Linked DNA regions of Homo sapiens: region 1 is linked to region 2. Evidence: read pairs that join two places in POLR2A ChIA-PET (ENCODE). Cell type or tissue: OCI-LY7. All regions are shown on one strand. Links, peaks and the distances in the headings refer to the core of each region. The heading gives the core; the rest is flanking DNA. Region 1 overlaps WDFY4 (WDFY family member 4). Region 2 overlaps WDFY4 (WDFY family member 4).

Region 1 (9,369 bases), core at 431-8,430, 80 kb after region 2:
CTACCCTCTTCAGGAGATCTGGTGCTTTTAAAGCTGGATTTAAGAAAATAAACCACCAATAAGAACCAGATGCTAAAAAGCAAAGCAAAGTGAAACAAAATGAAATGAAACAAAATAAAATTTAAAAGATTGAGGGGAGAGAATTTCAAAAAGGGAAAAATGTTTCCCAAATGTCATGTTCTGCCTACACCAAGTAAAGTGAGGTAAGGGATGTGTGCACTGTACGTGCCCATTGGAGGTCACTGACAGACTTAGTGACAAGTAAGTTGTGGGGTCAGAAGCCACTCAGAAGTAAGGAGAAACGGCCGGGCTTGGTGGCTCATGGCTGTAATCCCAGCACGAAGAGGCCGAGGCGGGTGGATCGTGAGGTCAGGGGTTCGGTACCAGCCTGGCCAACATGGTGAAACCCTGTCTCTACTAAAAATACAAAAATTAGGTGGGCATAGTTGCGGGCGCCTGTAATCCCAGCTAGTCGGGAGGCTGAGGCAGGAGAATCACTTGAACCCATAAGGGGGAGGTTGCAGTGAGCCGAGATCATGCCATTGCATTCCAGCCTGGGCGACAAGAGCGAGACTTCGTCTCAAACAAACAAACAAAGAATTAAGGGGAAGTGTGGGGAGACTGAAAGTGGAGGCAGTCAGTGGACTTTGGAAAATAGCAGAGAGGAAGTTTCAGAACTTTTGGTTTTGGGTTTTTGTTTTTTGTTTTTTTTTGAGACAGAGTCTCACTCTGTTGCCAGACCGGAGTGCAGTGGCACAATCTCGGCTCACAGCAACCTCTGTCTCATGGGTTCAAGTGATTCTCCTGCCTCAGCCTCTCGAGTAGCTGGGACTATAGGCATGTGCCACCACGCCCAGCTAATTTTTGTATTTGTAGTAGAGACGGGGTTTCACCATGTTGGTCAGGATGGTCTTGATCTCTTGATCTCATGATCCGCCCACCTTGGCCTTCCAAAGCCCTGGGATTACAAGCGTGAGCCACCGCGCCCAGCCGGTTTCGTGTTTTAAGATGGAAGAGACTTAAGTCTGTTTGTAGGTTGAAGGAGAAGACGCAGTAAAAACCAGACAGTTAAAATAGTAGTGGGAGAAGAAACTGCTAATGAGACACATCCTCAGAGGGTTTGGAGACAAGAGAGTGGATCACAGGAGAAACGGTGGGATCCGTGATGACTGGTGTGAAGCAGACAGGAAGAGGAAGTTGTGAGGAAGGGAGAGACAGGAAGTCATTGAGAAGGGAATGGACAGGAAGCTGTGAGGGAGGGTGGGTACAGGAGATTGTTGAAGCAGGGAGGGACAAAAATTTGTGAGGGAAGGAGGGACAGGAGGTTGTGAGGGAAGGAGGGACAGGAAGCTGTTGAGGCAAGGTTGGACAGGAAGTTGTAAGACAGAGTTGGATAGGAAGTTGTAAGGCAGGGTTGGACAGAAAGTTGAGAATCAGGGAGGAACAGGAAGTTGTGGGCTTCTAAGTCTTAGGTTTTGGTTTCTTTCTTTCTTTCTTTCTTTCTTTCTTTCTTTCTTTCTTTCTTTCTTTCATTCTTTCTTTTTTTTTTTTTTTGTTTTGAGATGAGGTCTCACTCTGTTGCCCAGGCTGGAGGGCAGTGGTGCGATCTCAGCTCACTGCAACCTCTGACTCCCAGGTTCAAGTAATTCTCCTGCCTCAGCCTCCCAAGTAGCTGGGATTACAGGCACGTGCCACCACATAAGGCTCATTTTTTTATATTTAGTAGAGAAGGGATTTCACCATATTGGTCAGGCTGGTCTTGAACTCCTGACCTCAGATGGTCCACCCACCTCGGCCTCCCAAAGTTCTGGGATTATAGGCATGAGCCACCATACCCAGCCTCTGGTTTCTTAAAGAAGGAACTGACTAGTTCATTTCTAAGAGTACAGTCATCTCAGGGGTGGGGAGAGAGCAACACCTGACACATTATACAGTCCATACTCAAACAAATCTAATCCAGACATCTTAATATAGTCCTTAGTACAGGCTTATGTGACACAGAATAACAATCAAAAGATTCAGTTATTCATGTTTCCCAAAATTCTGACATTTGGCATTATGTAATTTCCTGATGAGCTAGGCAGCCTCAAATGGGTGTGGCAACTTATTATTGTTGCTGTGTTCTGGAAAGGAAATGTGAGAGGCTGGAACTTTTGTGGGAAGTGTAAAAGGTGCACCTTATTGTACTGGTGGGTTCACATCTGACTTTCTTAGTTCTCTCAGCCCTTAGCCCCAGGCCTGGCATATCATTTGTTGAATGACTGCCTTCATGAATCAATATCCTAAGTGTGCAGGGCTCTTGGAGCCCTACAGACATGTATGTTGGGGTGCCATGCTGGATACCCATGTTTTCACTAGAGCTGCCTTCATCAATACCAGCTGTCCCAAATGGCAGCTGGCCCACCTCTGTGTGTGCCTTTGGGCAGTGGCTGTGCTTAAAAAAGCAGGAAATCTGTCACTCTTTTCCTGGCGGAAGAACAATCCACTCATTTTATTTTATTTTGTATCCACTCATTCTTTTAAAAAATGTAATGCATCTTTACGAAAGATAGTGGCATGTATGATGCTAGGTTCCAGGGATTAAAGAGGGACAGTCTCTACCTTCACAGGCCTCCCGATAAACTTGTGTTCACTGGGGTTCTTTTGCATTTCCTCTTCAGCAAGAGTAAGCAAAGTCATGGGTAACTGCTTAGCTTCAAGCAAGGTTGAGTATTGACCCTATGGGTCACTATCTGTAGGTGATACCCATGGGTACCCAGTGTGGGGCAAGGGAATGGGCTTCGTAGTCAGGTGGATTGACTTTGAAAACAGTCTCTGCCAATTAAAAAAAAAGTCTGGTGCCAGAAAAGTTACTTAGTCTCCCTGAGTCCCATTCTTTCTAGCTACTAGATGCAGATAATAGGCCGGGTACGGTGGCTCACACCTGTAATCCTAGCAATTTTGGAGGTGGAGGCAGGAGGAACACTTGAGCCCAAGAATTAGAGACTAGCCTGGGCAGTAAAACAATACCCCACTCTACAAAAAAATTTTAACAATTAGCTAGGCATGGTGGTGCAAACCTGTAGTTCTAACTACTTGCAAAGCTGTGGTGGGAGAATTGCTTGAGCCCAGGAAGTCAAGGCTGCAGTGAGTCATATTTGGGCCACTGCGCTCCAGCTTGGGTCTCTCAAAAATAAGAAAATAAATACATAAATGCGGATAATAATATTTTGGGTCTTTTTATGGCACCTCTTGCCACCAGGAAATGTATCAGTTATTAAGTGCAAGCTCTTTTTGCTGCTATATGAGTGCACGCTTATAATCCCACACCTGAACCTTGTATAGTCTGGGCCTTAGGAACTGTCAGTATTTAGAGAAGAAAAATATTAGAGTTCTCTAAAGGGAAGTAGAAATAAGACATGATGGCATCCATCAATTCTGCCCCAGAAGGATCACTAGCAGCTACATTTGTTTACTATGAATGAAAACAACCTGAGTGATCAACTTCACTTTCAGAATCTCAGTGAATTTCATATCTTTGTTTCACTTACAATTTTGTCATGCATGAGATGACACTGTGGTTTGGGCTGAAGAATGTGTTGCCTGCGCAAATTGGGTATGTAGTCAGTACAGTGTAAAACCTGAAAATCTGTACCTGGCTTCTATTTCCTGTCCTGCCACTTGCTGGTGGTGAGTGGAGACTGTCACTCAGCTGGTCTGTCTCAGCCTCTATTTTCTCATCTGTAAAGTGGGAACATCATCATTTGTCTTGCAGGATCCAGGGAGGTTGAGATGAGTTTGCAATATGGACACTTGGGCTGTGGGCCCAAGGCTGAGCAGATGGGGGAGATGGTTAGTGCAGGCGTCCTTGGTTGGAACCAGGCCCACAATGAAGTGCCAAGTAGCAGCAGAGATGGCGAGAGAAGGCCTTCCTACAGGGGAGGCACCTCTCTGCTTGGAGTGTCAGGACAGCTGATCTGATTCCAGAGCTGGTACATCATGTTGATGATTCCACGTCAGAGGATCACCTGTCCAGCACTGACCTTCTCATGCTTCCTGCAAATCATTCTTCTCCCACACCTTCATTTTAGCATGTGTTTTGTTTTGTCTTCCAGCTCTGGATGAATACTGCAGACAATCTGGAGCTCAGCCTCTTTTCCCATCTTTTGGAAATCCTTCAATCACCAAGGTAGGCTGGGTCTTGGCAGCCTGGGGGTTAGAACTGAAGGCTGAATGTCCAGAACAGAGACAGGGCAGGGTGGCCAGTGGCTCTTCCCTGCTCCCAGAACACTGGGTCCCCAAATGGGAGCACATCCTTCCCAGTGGCTCATGCTTGTGGGGCAGTCTCCTCTCATGGTCTCGGGCCTCAGGAGGGCAGATGCTGGGGGCTTAGAGGCCTCTCTAGCCCCAGGGACTAGCACATACTGGGGGCTCAGCAATTGTGACCAGCAAAGGTCCACTCTCCCTCTAACTGACTTCTCCAAGGCACTTTTGGAATTAGTCAGGGCTCTTTTACCCTTCAAGTGGTAGAAATACAACTCAAACCAGCTTAAGGGATGTAAAAGAGAAGGAAAGAAGGAAGGGAGGAGGGAAAAAAGAATACAGGAAGAAAAGACCAGTAAAGAGGGACTTCGTTGGCTCTTACAATTGAAAAGAGCTGATCTCATCCTGTAGCTGGGGGAGGCTCACATCATTTTCTCTGAGCTCTGTCACCACTCTTGCCTCTGCCTCTTCCACTCAGTCTTCAGGTTGCCCGGGCTTTCTTCTGTGGCAGAAGGTGGCTCCTGGGCAGCTCCTCAGAGCACATCCTCAGCTTAGCACCATAGGCAGAGAGACAGCTTTTTAAAAATTTAACAGTCTTAGCTATTGGACTGAGTCTCATTGAGCCAACTGTGTCCCATGACTGGGCTGGAAAGTGGCTTCCCCTCTGGAGTTAGAAAGTGGTAGTTCCCAAAGGGAGCCAGGGGCTGTGTTCAGAATAAGAGAGAAGGAAGGCAAGGAAGCCCACATATCACCCCACCTGCCTCCTCCTGGCTCAGGCTGGTCTAGAGCTCATTGGTGCCTTCAGCATTTTGAATGTATTTGTAAATGGCTTTCCACTCATCCACTTAATGAACATCTATTATAAACTTACTACATTTCGCACCCTGTACTTAGAGGTAAAATTCAGAGAAGAATAAGCCACAGTCTGATAAAAAGAGAATACAGAAAAACATGTTGTTCAGTGCTGTCAGAGGAAACAGAACCAAGGGCAGCCGGGACTTCTGGGTAGAGGAGCATCTGTCTTCTCTGCTGAGCCTGTAATTATAAATCATACACAGAATTGGGCTCTGGTCCTGCCTCTTTTGTGTATCAGGGAGATGGAGCTCAGCAGAATTTAATGTGTTAATACAAAAAAAAAAAAAAAAAAAAGACAGTTCAAAGTGAGGAATCTGCCCAAAGTCACCCTCCTCCACATTTTTCTCCACCATTTTTTCTCTTCCACTTTCCACTTTGTTCCTGTACCTGTACCAGTTGTTTTCTAAGAAACAGATATTTATCCTGGGAGCTGTTTTCTTTGGGGGAGTAGAATTTACTGGAAATTGGATTTGTGAGTATCTGAGGGAGGGGGTATGGATAGGTGGATTCTGTCTTTTTCTCCTTTGACTTTCAGTGGCGTGTCTCTCCACTTTGTGGTTTGGGGCGGGCAGGAAGATCACACAACCAGACAAGCTAGTGAAGGGCCCTGCACTCCTGGCTGGTGGGAAGTACTCCCCAGTCACATGAGTGTCTGCTGTCTTTGTTTGAGTTTCTGAGGCCAGCACTAGTTTTCCCTGGGGCTCAGAATTTAAAAGTCAATAATTGGGGTTTGTCTTTGAAGGTGGTTTCCGGGGGGCGGAGGGGACAGGCAGTGCACACCCGAGCGACTCTGGCACTTAGCAGACACATATTCAATGGGTGTCTGACGGCATCTTGACAAATTGCCAAGAGAGCATTGGAGTTAAGGGGCCATGGAACAAGCCTGGCTTGAAAAACCTTTTTAGCAGAAACACAGCAAATTTGGTTCATTCCAGTAAAAGCTTTTACTGTCTCTCTCCTGTACTCACCAGGGAAGGACCCAGGAATGCTGAAGCTGCCCACCAGGCACAGCTTATACCCAAGCTCATCTTCCTATTCAATGAGCCGAGCCTCATCCCCTCCAAGATCTCCACCATCATTGGCATCCTGGCCTGTCAGCTGAGGGGCCACTTCAGCACCCAGGACTTGCTCAGGTACCACACCAAGCTGCCCAGGGGGAAGAGCAGGGCCCCAGGGCTGTTTAAAAAGGGAGGACAGACCCCAGCTCTCTCCCCATTGTGCTCAACCCTGAATCACTTGGAACCTTCTAGGAATTTTTGCCCAGGGCTGAGAGTTGGGGAAAGGATGGTTTGCTGAAGTCAGGATGGGACAGGCCGGTTTCCCCAGCAGGGCTGTGTGTTTACTGTTCCCACTGCTCAGGCTCCCCCACTGTGGCCAAATATTCAGGAATTTCCATAAGCACTGCCATCCTTGCCAGCCAATGACCCACATGCCTGGCTCCTGCAGACTCCTGAAGAGCAGTCCCAGCCACCAGTGTGTTTCCCCTTCTCTTTCCTGTCACTATCTAATTGATCAGGTAGAGCCAGAGTTAGCGTCTCTGGTGAATCCTGACTGATTTTAGAAGTCTCTGGAAATACACAGCATGCCATGATGATTTCCCTTAAACTCTCACTTGCAGCTGCACGTGGGTGGGTCTATGTGAAAACACTGGCATGTACTCAGCGGACTCAGTTGAGCCCGCCTGCGAGCCTGTCCTTCTCTCCCTGTGTATAAAGGATTGGGCTGTTTGTTGTGTACACCCTCAAGCCTTCGTCGGTGAATGAGAGGCAGATCTGCATGGACGGAGCCCTGGACCCTTCCCTGCCTGGTGAGAAGACCTTTGCCAGTTCGAAGGCAGTAGGACGGCCCTCACGGAACCCCTGAGAGGCCCACATTGTGCAGAGGGAGGGGCTAAGTAAGGAAGGGGAAGGCACCCACAGCCAAGCCGTGGTTTCCAAGCCGTGGCCTGTGAGGCTGTCATTTTATGATGAGAGTCAGAAATGAAATAAAATTATAGATTCCTGCTTTGAAATGTGGGACTGGTGTTCCAGGCCTCCAGAATAAAATCAGTTCCCTGTAGACCAGCATGTGGGATCCGGGATCCTGCCTCACTTCCTGGTTGAACCCCCACTACCCCTTACTTTCCTGATGAGCCCCAACTCCAGCAGTGAAGCACTTGCAGGCCCCTGCAGGTGATGGCCTGCCCTCTGTCCGTGCTTGGCACGTGCTCTTCACTCAAGGGAAATGCCACCCCTCCCCCACTAGCCAAGCTGTCCCCAGTCCCACCAAACCAGATTAAGTCACTTTCTCTGTGTTTCCAAAGCCCCTTGGGGTTACCCTACTGAATAGATTTGTAGTTTGTTTATGTGAGTCTCCCTTTTCGCCTAGCCAGGTGCAGAACTGCAGCTGTGTCTTGTTCAATTTGTTCCCTCTGCTAGGGCAGTGTGATGGCAGCAATCACAACTGCTTTGTCCTGGGCCCTGCGGCTCTGCACTGTCCAAGACGAGAGCCCCTAAGCCACATATAGCCATTTAAATTCAAATTTTAACTAATTAAAATTAAATGCAATTAAAAACTTAATTCCTCACTCACTGTAGCCACGTTTTAAGTGCTCACTAGCTACCTGAGGCTAGCGGCTACTCTATTGGACAAGGTAGATATAAAACAGTTTTATCATCACAAAAGAGTCTCCTGGATAGCATTTTTTAATCTAGATAAAGTATTATCTCTTATCCTTAGATCAAGCCGCAAGAAATTACTATTCCCATTTTGCAGACTAAGAAATTTAGGTTCAATGAGATTAGGAGCTAATTGAAGATGGGACCAAAATCTGAATAGACGGAAATATGACTCCATTTCCCCAGGTTGCCTCATCAGTCCTATTTCTACAGTATGGCGTGGTGTATGCCCTGTATTGGTGTGAAATTGCTGGCAACTGAGGGAATGAACAAATGGGTAATGGGCCAAGAGTGAACTTATTTAGTCAACCTTCCTTCTCATATGAACTGCATTCTGAAACTTTTACCTAACCAACATATTAAAGCATTGTTAATATGTCCTTTTGGGCTTTAATGACTCTTCAGAAGTAAAGTTTCTTCTTCCCCTTGCTCCATATACCTCTGCTATGATTTGAGTTCTGTTTTTATTGTAGCATAGACATCCAAAAGCCTAGCCTGGGAGCAAGTTGAAAGCAGGAACAAAGAGAACAAAGACCATGGTCTTCAGCACTCTGTTCCTGATTACTTGCATAATATCAGTGCATAGTAGGTGATTATGAAATGTTGCAGCCTATAATAATTTAAAAAATTCTTCTACTGAAAGGTATATTTTCCTTTATTATTTTTAGGATTTTTGTTTTTTGGAAGATGTGCAGCATTGCAGACATTGCTAATTAAAGGAAACTTCAGTAACATTTTCTGAAATTCTTTTTAAGCATTGTGTGGAGGCTGGAATAAAATGCCAAAATTTTGAGTCCCAGCCATGCCACAATTCCTGGGTGAAATAAGCATTTGGTGAATATGATTGCTTACTGCAGCAAATATTATGTCTCTTTACATCCATTTTCTCTCAAATCTGAATTCTTTTTTGTAGCTGGAAGCCAAACATCTGGAAAGACAATCTGGCTCAGAAACCAGTTGCTGGAGATGCTGCTCAGTGTAATATCTTCCCCCCAGCTTCATCTGTCCTCTGAGTAAGTAGCTCCAGGAAGAGCAATTTGGCAGGAGGTTACCTCATACAGGGTGTGGCATTAAACCTTTTCTTAATGAAAAGTTTAGCATCTCTGAGTCTGTTTTCTGCAATGTATTTCCTGCACTAGTCAGAAAGAAAATTATATTCTCTCTACCCAATGAACCAGACCTTGCCCTAAGATATTCTGATGCAAATGTTAAGTGGACATGAGTAACTAGAAACAGATTTGGTATAATTACAATAAACTCCTTTTGTCACCATAGCTATAGTGTAATTGTTATTGTTTTGGCAGTTGTGACAATTACTGATTTTGATGTCTTGTACTTGGCAGACAATAGAATGAAGAAATCGTGAGCCTAAATAACATCTATCAAGGAAAAGTCTTGCCAAATTCTTCTGCTATTTACTGTTAGTGAGTTTGTTATTTTTCCAAGTTGGAAAAAGAAGTATCTACCGTCAATTAACTTCTAAAATCAAGTGTAATCATAAAGCTGATTCCATTAACTCTCCCCACTGCCTGCCTGCTTTACCTCCAACCTTGGAGTCGTTCATTTGACACCTAATTTGTTGAGCATCTACTGCATGCCAGACACTGTTCCCAGC
Region 2 (9,369 bases), core at 680-8,679:
AAACAATAACAAATTAAAAGACAAAATGACAAACTCAAAATAACTGCAGTTATATTATGGCCTATCTAACATTTTTTATATACAAAGAGCTCTTTTAAATAAATAATAGTAAAATCCCTAATAAAGTAATAGGGTAAGAATAGAAACAGGCAATCAAGAAACATGAAAAGAGGTTATCCACCCTAGGAATCAAAAGGCTGCCATTGAGATGAGATATTTTTTCGCTTCTGAAGTTTTTCATTAAGGATGAGAGAGCACAGCGATGCTCAGTGTTGCCGAGGGTGTAGAGAAACCTGTCTGCTCACGGGAGGCCTGGAGAGTCTAATCTGCTCAACTTTGTCTGGAAGCTGAGTTAGTAATATGTACTAAAGTGCTAGAAAATAAAAGCACACTCTTTCACTTGCAATCCCACTTTTTGGAATTTATCTAAAGGAAATAATCAAATGACTAAAACTGGGATATCTGTACAGGATTTGAAATGGTAAATGAGGAGAAACAGGAGGGGCTGGGTGAGGGCTGAGGAAGGGAGAAACCTGGAGAGGCACTCCTGGTGCTCCTATGGGGGCAGCAGGCACCTGGCAGGGCCATCCACCGACGCCAGATGCAGCAGGCTGTGGGGAAGGCGGTGGACTGGGCTCTGTGTGTTTGACATCTTAGGGGCTCGTGTTCAGGTGGATGTCTGAGCAGTTAGAGAATCTGGAGGCGTTGGTATAGGGATGATGGTTGAGGCTGTGAGGGTGGGTGACGTGGTGGCCTTTTGCATGCACCTGGGAAAGGAAGTCGAGCTGTCAGCTTGGGCTGGTGAAGGGTGGCATGGCAGGCAGTGCTCATGCCCTGCTTGTGGCATTGCTATCTCTGACCAAGTCCCATCTGTTGCTTCAGGCCTGGGAACACTCCGTGGGGATCATCTGCTTTCCCAGTCTCCAAAGGCTGGCTGAAGACGTGTCTGACCAGCTTGCCCAGCAACTCCAGAAGGCCCTTGTGGGGAAGCCTGCGGGTAAGAGCATGGAGGTGCTGGCAGACCCTCTACAGAGAGCAGTGCAGCCCTGCATGCCCTCCCAGGCCTCTCAGGCCCCCCTCTGCTTTCGCGTGGAGCTACAGTGTTGCCTGCCAAAGAGAAGTAGGCCCCACTCTGCCACTGAGTGCCTTAGGGACCAAGGGAAATGCAGGAGGAGGGAAGAGGGGTCGGGGAGCCCTGCTGTTCCTGGGACACAGACATAGACAAACACACACACTGCACATAATACATTATACACGGACACACATAGACACACTACACACAGATGCTATACACACACAGACACTACACACAGACATTATACACAGATACACATAGACACACAGAGATACAGAGACACATACACATACACTACACACACAGACATACACACTACACACAGACACATACAGAGACTACTCACAGAAACTACACACAGACACACACTCTACACATGCAGACACACCCAGAACACACTACACACAGATATACACATAGGCACACACACACAGACACACTGCAACACAGACACACACACAGAACACACGGGACCACGGTCTCTGGGAGGAAGTGCTAGGATTGAAGATGCACCTGTGTGTTCAGTGGAGCTCTTGGTCCTGAAAAGACACAGAGGCCAAAGTGCATCTCTTGTGGGGCCTCCTGACTTGCATTCTTCCCCTCATGTGCGCTGGTCCCTGGAGGCAGGGCAGAATTTCACAGTGGCTGAGGGCCGAGGGTCAGGAGGAAATTCTGAGGGGAAGAAATTGCTCAGCATGGTGTAGATTTCAGGAATTCTTGCAGCATAAGAGACTGTGTGATCCAGGAAGTAGGGGGAGATTCTGGATTGTGGGGAGTCTGATAGCCGATTAGCTTGTTCTTACTCATTGGCAATCAGGAACCACTGATGGTTGCTAAACGGGGACGGTGGCACAAAAAACGCTGTCTTCCAAGGAGATTAGTCTGGCAGGGTGTGGAGCGTTTGGTAGAGATGCAGGTGGCCTTGGGGATGTGTAGGCAAGATGCCAAAGTCCTCTACAGATGCTCAGGCACATCTCCTGGGAAGAGGGGGCCCTGGATGGAGGGGAAGCTGAGTGGGCAGGTCGCTGTATGCCCTGCTGGTGACACTTTCTTCCAGAGCAAGCTCGGTTGGCAGCTGGACAGTTGCTGTGGTGGAAGGGGGACGTGGATCAGGATGGCTACTTGCTCCTGAAGTCAGTGTACGTGCTCACGGGGACAGACTCGGTAAGTTTCAGACCATCAGCCTCTGCCCTGGGCACTGCTCATCTAGGTGCAGAGGGAGGTCCAGCACAGGGTGGTGGCATATCCCAAGAGGGTCATTCGTTTCATAAAACAGGTTTATTATTTCTCCTCCCTCCTCCCCTTCTGGTGTAGAACATGGACTTCAGAGTCTGAAATTCCCACCTTCCCAGTTGACAAGCTGTGTGTAACTGTGGCCAGATTGCTTTACCTTTCTGCCCCTTGGTTGCATTTCTAATTTTAGGATTGGGGATAATAATGCCTCTCTTCTGGGGTTAGTGTAGGATTGATAACGGCTGATGTTTATTGACTACTTCCTACCTGTGGGGCAAGGCTGGGTGTGTCCCAGACATCGTCAGTTAATCCTCCCAAGGACCCTATGAGTCAGATCTTGGTGATGCCAGTGAGTGATGAGAACGCAGGCTTACCTACGCTGTGCACCTGCAGTCTATCTGATTCTAGAACCCATGCTCTGAGCCACTGTTCTTTATTTCTTCCTGTTAGAGTCAGCCTGAACGACATTCCCTGTAGGTACCTGTCTCGCCCTCGCCCAGAGATGAGGGCTCTCCTCTTTCTTCCCTTCCCACCCATACCCACCGCATGCCAGGAACACAGCAGGGAACCTGGGTGGCTGCTGCCCTCAGTGTAACTTCTCCAAATTCTTCCAGCTTCTACCTGCTAGCCAGTTCCAAAGCTGCTTCACTAGATGAACCCAGACATGAGATGGGCATTTGCAGCCGTGCTTGGAAGGGTGATAGGAGCACATCACGCAGCCCTTGTCTGGGGCCAGGGGGTGGTACATGACCTGGGAAGTTAACTGAAGGGAGGACCTCCTGACACTTCTTCAGGTGAACTGCCTGCATCACTGTCAGGCACAGCGACCTGAAGCACAGCACGAGGGCGCATCACATGTGCCCCTGGGGGAAGGACTCTCTGCAGTCTAAGTGGTGACACTTTAACCTAAGGGCTTGTTTTTCACTGCCTGTGCATGGTGCATCGGGGGTGAGGTGGGGGAAGGACAGGGAGAGCTGCCCTGAGGAGGTCAAGGTTAACAAGGAGTCAAATACATAGAAGACAGTACATTGCACTGTAAACCTTTCTGGCCAAGGCTAGGACCAGCAGCCTGCATCTAGTCCTGATCCTGGCCCAGACTGTACATTCGTCCTTCTCTTTCTCTGACTTCCCCAACATGTCTGTCAGGTTAACCAGTGGAATGGGAAGTTGCATGGACAGCATTCCATAGGTTGACCCCAAAGGTGTTCACATGTGTGCATGCACACACACACGTGCACACACACATGCACACATGCATCATGCACACACACACACGTGCGTGCGCACACACGCACACACAGAGGGTGCAGGTGCAGTAATCCTGGTGGAGCTGCAGGCAAAGCCCCAGGAAGAAAGACCCCAGGAAGCTCCTGGCAGGCTGGTCTCCATCTCTGCAGAGTTCCTGTCCTCTTGGCCTCTGTCTGGCAGCCCTGAGCTGTTTAGTTGAGTTGCTGGCTGTCTGATTGTCAGTCATCACCTATTGCACTCTTTGGACCTTGACGAGATCTGTCTGGGATCTAGATGAGAGGTTGGGGAGGGGCCTGATCAGGTCCTCACCATTGTTGCTCACACACATATTATCAGCCTCACCTCTGGACTGCTTTCCCTTCCTAATCATGAGGCCCTGGACCACAGTCACACAGTATGATTTGTTAGGAAGCCCTTATGTTCTAATTTCTACAGTCCCTCCCCTTTTCCCTCCTTTCCACCCTCCCTCCCTCCCTCTCTCCCTCCCTCTCTCCCTCCCTTCCTTCCTTCCATCTATGAATCTTATAAAGGAGCTATAGAGCACATAGTAAGCACTTTATATAAACTTAATCTTCACAGCCACCCTAGGTGCATCCTCTGGTTGTCAGCATTTCACACTTGAGGACTGGAGCCCAGAGGGACTGTCCCATGGCCTCACTGAAATGGCTGCAGGGGCCTGATCCTGGGTCTGGGCTGACCTGCTTCTGCTGCCTTGCTGCCTGGGGTCACGTGTGCTCTTCTCTTGCAGGAGACGCTGGGCAGGGTTGCTGAGTCTGGGCTTCCAGCCCTGCTCCTACAGTGCCTTTACCTCTTCTTTGTCTTTCCTCTGGACAAAGATGAGCTTCTTGAGAGTGATCTTCAAGTTCAAAAGATGTTCGTGCAGGTGAGTTCAAGGAGGGCCTCCAATTCCCTGGGTCAAAACCTCACTTCGGGGACAGACTCTCCAATGCTTCCCGTAGATGCTTTTGTCTTTCTCAGCCCTGGTTCCTGAACTCCTCTGTTCTCCCAGAGGGTCTAACCTCCCCCTCCCCTCCCCACCACTGCACAGTCTGCCCCACTAGCAAAATAGTAGCCAAAATTTTCTAAATATAAGCTTTGTACCCACCCCTGTGCCATGGCCTCACATGGGTCACCTCCAGGATTGCTGTCTGCCATCACAGGATGTAAATAGTGTTGTCATCCTGGGTCCATACAAACTGAGGCATGGTGAGTGAGCATGGGGTCTGGGGTCATAGAAGTCTTGGGTGGGGCTGGGATTGGCACCCTTGAGTAAACTTGAGTTTACATGTTCTCGGTGCCTCTTCCTTCCTCTCAGAAGACATCTCAGGCCTCTAAGCATCAAATGCAATTTCCTTCTGTCATTCCCCATCTTTCCTCTTCTCTTTGACTGACTAACTTCTCACCTCCTTCCCCTGCCCACTTCCGGGCAGTTTCTGCTTTCTCACCTTCTGAGACTCTGAGCTCTCTAGATAACCCTTCCTGCTCCCTGAGCTTGCAGGGGACGGTATGGAGGATCGTGTGGCCCGGGAGGATACAGAGGACTGTGGGGCCCGTCGCTGTGTGTCCAGTGTCTGCAGTGTCTCACACAGAGCAGGTGCCTGTGACTGTTCAGTGAATTCCCAAATGCAGCTGTCCATGGTACACACATGTCCACATTGGCATCCACATTAGACGAATTCCCAAGCCCATTCCTCATTTCCAGAGGGTAGTGCATGAGTTCTGGCAGGTTCCATTAACAGTGGGTTACCCTCTGAGCTGCATTTGTGGAAATGTAGGTGTCATCTGCTTGTATGTAAATCATATTCTAATTGGAGGCCAGGACGCTGCACCAGGCACTTTCACAAATGTTTACTGTGTGGCTTTTAGGTGCCCTGAAGGGAAGTAGTGCAGGGTCTGTCTTCGAGGTCTTCTGGGTATGTGGACAGAATGTGTGCCACAGGGAATAGACCATTCCTGCATTGCTCAAGGGTTTCTGTTACTTCATTTCACAAAAATATACAGAGCCCCTACTGTGCGCAGCTCTATGGCAGACAGATGGTTGCTGCAGCAAGCATAGGGCTTCACTTTGAGAGGTGACAGAAGGATGAAGAAGTCAAACAAGGGGAAAACAATCCAGGAATAAGTGTGTTGTTAGCAATTAAAAAAATAGAGATGGGGCTTTTCTCTGTTGCCCAGGCTGGAGTGCAGTAGTTAGCAATTTTTTAAGTGCTATGTAGGTAAAGCCAAAGGTATACTGGGCAATGATGGTGACAGGCTTTTATTTGTATGAGAGAAATCAGTGGAGTCTATTCTGAGGGCATGGCATTTAACCAGAGAGCTGAGGGTTGTCAGGGTCTGAGGAGGTAGTGTGGCCGGGTGGGGTGGAGGAAGTGGAGAGGAGCAGAGAAATGGCAATGCAAGCCCAGGGACAGGTGAGACCTTGGTCACATGGCCACAGCTACCTGCAAGGGAGGCAGGGAAATGGGACCTACAGCTGTGGTCCATGAAGCCCAGCTTCTCTCTGTATCAGACTAGAAGGGGAAAATGTCTTCCCATGGAAGTAGCTTGTGATATTTGTCACACTGGCAGCAGGTCCTGTTGGACCCCCAAGAGCCCAGGGGGGAGCTGCAGTGGATAAAGTGAGTGAGAAGGCAGTGCTAGTCCATGCAGGATGCTATGGGCCATGCTACGGTGGTGGGATTTTATCCCAAGTGGAGAGGGAGGTTTTGCAAGTCCCTCTGTTAGCCATCAGGAAAGGGGATTGGCGGGAACAAGGAACCCAGTTAGGAGGCTTTATGCTGACTCTTGTGGTCTCATGGAGAAGTAGAGTCTGAGTGTCAACAAGGAATTCTGAAACACTTCCCTTTTTAAATAGCACAAGGTTCTGTTAATTCTATACCTTAATTGTGGGTGACATTTTCTGGTATTCCCATTAAAAAGACACAAATTCAATTACTTCTTTATTATTCTGATTTGGAAGGGATAACAATTACTTGTATAGGGTTAATGCGGTCAGAATTGAGCCCCAGGCCCTGCCACCCTTTCCTAGGGGGCTCTGTTGACCCTGCTGGTCTGGGACAGAGGGTGACCCCATTCAATCCTGTCCTTCTCACAGAGACATGCTCATCAGTGCTCCAGAGAAGTAGGGAACAAATCCATCTGAGGAAGGAGACTTCCTAACCAGGTCTCCTTGACTGTTTATCTTCTTATTTTTCAGATGTTGCTCAATATTTGCAGTGACTCTCAGGGCCTGGAGGGACTCCTCTCAGGAAGTGAGCTGCAGTCTCTGCTGATTGCCACGACCTGCCTTCGGGAGCACAGCTGCTGCTTCTGGAAGGAACCCACCTTCTGCGTGCTAAGGGCAATCTCCAAGGCCCAGAACCTCAGCATCATCCAGTACCTGCAGGGTATGGCCCGGGAAATTAGATGTGGGCTGTGGGCCATGCAAGGGCTTCCCTTGAACTCAGAGCAAAGGCTGAGGGCCCACTTTCTACAATGAGACTTGGGATGCTCTTGCAGCCTCTTATAGAATTTTGGGACCAAAGAAGAGATGAATGAGCAGCCATGTCCGGTAGATAATTCTACATGGCTTGGCTCCCTTCATGTAAGTGCTTTTCTTGTTCATTTTGCTGCTCCATTGGAGAAAGCAGGGAAAGAGGATCTCACTATGCACACACTACCAATCAGACACTGTGCTGGGCCCCTTTGTACATTATCTTGCTTGTTTCTTTGAGATAGCTATTAATGCCATTTTAGAATGGGGAAAATAAACATTAAGACTAGTAGAAGAATTTTTCAAGGCTATTCACCTAGTTAGGAAGAGAATGCACTTTCAAACTTAAAGATGCCTGATTCCGGCACCCTCATTTATACACTGGGAACTATGTGTAGGGGTTAAGGCCAAAGACTCTGGAGCCAGACAGCCAGGACTGGACTCCAGCTCTGTCCTCGTAGCTGAGTGATCTCAGGCACTTAACCATTGGGGTGCCTCAGTTCTCTCATCCGTAAAGTGGGGATAATAATGCTGCTGATCTTATTGGATTGTTGTGATTCTTTGCGGCTCTTCTGAGTCCTTGCAGCTGAGAGGCTGAGCTTGCATTATCTCAAGCTCTCATAGGTACTTTCTCTGATCCACTGGATTGGCTTCCCCAGCACTCAGAAGAGGCTTCTCTTGATGAGAGATTTCTAAAAACAGTGACCCATCCAAATGCAAATCTGAGGACCTCTCTCTTCAGACTCAAATCTTCCCCTGGCTCCGCACCACTCTGGTGGGGTAGCCAGTAAGCCCCATGGCCTGTCCCCTAGGAATGGGCCACACCCTCCTTCCTCTCTGTGGGCCACACTTCAGTGTTCCAATCCCCTGGCTTCTTCAGTATCCAAAGCACCCCATCTTTTTACCCTCTGCCTCCTCACATGTTCATACATCCTCCCCTGCATTTTTCATCAAGGTAATTTCTGCTCAGCTCCAGCATTGCCTCCTTAAGGTCTGAGATGAGCTCAGGTCTTGCATTTTACATCTCACTACCTAATGGACCTGGACTCCCCCTTCTTGCTGAGAATTAGGGACAGAGGGCTGAGGGGCTGCCTTCCTCTCCTGTGTCACCTGCTGGGCTTGCAGAGTGCAGCTGTCAGGATGGCACTTTCTCTGGGGTGGTCTTCCTGATCCAAGAGCCAGCAGAACATGTTTTGGATTAATTCCCATTCATGTCTTGACATGTTGTTTGGAGTAGGGGAGGTAGGTGGACCATGGCAGGAAAGCTCTTGCTTCCAAGCTCAGCAGGTCTCTCCTGTGCTTCCCTCCTGCAGCCACAGACTGTGTCAGGCTCTCCCTCCAGAACCTCTCCAGGCTCACGGACACTCTCCCTGCCCCTGAAGTGAGCGAGGCTGTAAGCCTGATCTTGGGATTCGTGAAGGACTCCTACCCCGTCTCCTCGGCTCTGTTCCTGGAGTTTGAGAATTCAGAGGGCTATCCTCTGCTGCTCAAAGTGTTACTTCGGTAAGTGGCTGTGTTTGGTACGGGGAGAGCACAGGACCACCAAAGCCTTAGTCCTCAGAATCATTGGGGTGCTTTGCAGAAAAATAGATATAGCTCCATAGAACATGGCCAGAGAGACCTCTTATTTGCAAAAGTGATTCATTGTGCAGACAGGCATGGGGACCACTTCCTTAGAGAATCAGTAGTTTTACAAAGTGTACTTGTAGGCACCTGTCACCTGCATGCCTGCTGGCCTGATTTTCCCCGGTCAGAACCCAAACAGAAGCCCTGTCTGTTGGAGGGCTTCTGGCACTGCTGTAAGCTGCCCTGCCTGTGTGCTTGGAGGGCTGGAAAGGTCTGGAAATGAACCACCTTCAGGAGCAGCTGCCCACCAATGACTGAAGGTGCCAATGGGTGCACATCCAGCACAGCTGCCCTTGGGTGGGCTTGCTCTGCATGGCCTCCAGAGCTCCCCAGAAGGATTAGCTCCAGTGGCCCCATGAGGCGCTTGCTTGCTAATGCTCTTGGACTGGTTTCCTTCCCTTCCCTGTCTCACGTGGCCTCTCCCCTACTGGTGTTTTCTGGGATCAACTCCCAAGTGAACTACCTCTTTCTCAAATCCTTGAAACATGGGAAACCCAAGCTCAGACACCGTTCAGCAGGGCCTGGGCTGGCTCCTTGCCTTCCACTCTGCCTTCCTGTATCATCTTCGAGTGGGGCCCAGGGATTACAGACAGCAAGGGATGGAAATCAAAGAAATGCCTTGATGGCCCAAGCTCCTCTGCTGATCTTGGGGAAGCTGCTATAGGGCAAGGCCACATACTTTCCCTTGGGCTTTGCTGGGCGAGAATGAGACACC

What was found. ChIA-PET counts read pairs that join two places held together with the same protein. Peaks named below come from ENCODE experiments on the same cell type or tissue, not always from the same donor. Only the 100,000 strongest peaks of a DNase experiment are listed, where the experiment ranks them.
Region 1: POLR2A ChIA-PET joins it to region 2 with 6 read pairs; 3 of 35 experiments call an interaction of 5 or more read pairs at or near these places.

The regions. Positions count from the first base shown.
Region 1 is chr10:48,799,192-48,808,560 of GRCh38, forward strand. WDFY4 (WDFY family member 4) reads left to right here. Exons shown (of 62, transcript NM_001394531.1): 25 at 4,095-4,168; 26 at 6,069-6,230; 27 at 6,813-6,904; 28 at 8,668-8,767. Among named protein-coding and RNA genes, the nearest start is that of WDFY4, 120 kb to the left of the region's middle. RefSeq lists enhancers at 3,614-3,663, 3,694-3,753. In OCI-LY7, for the core only: no CTCF peak of the experiment used is centred there; DNase peaks (open chromatin) are centred at 1,360 and 3,590; H3K27ac peaks cover 2,301 bases.
Region 2 is chr10:48,719,129-48,728,497 of GRCh38, forward strand. It overlaps WDFY4 (WDFY family member 4), which reads left to right. Exons shown (of 62, transcript NM_001394531.1): 3 at 883-997; 4 at 2,133-2,239; 5 at 4,305-4,439; 6 at 6,753-6,942; 7 at 8,342-8,531. Among named protein-coding and RNA genes, the nearest start is that of WDFY4, 39 kb to the left of the region's middle. In OCI-LY7, for the core only: no CTCF peak of the experiment used is centred there; no DNase peak of the experiment used is centred there.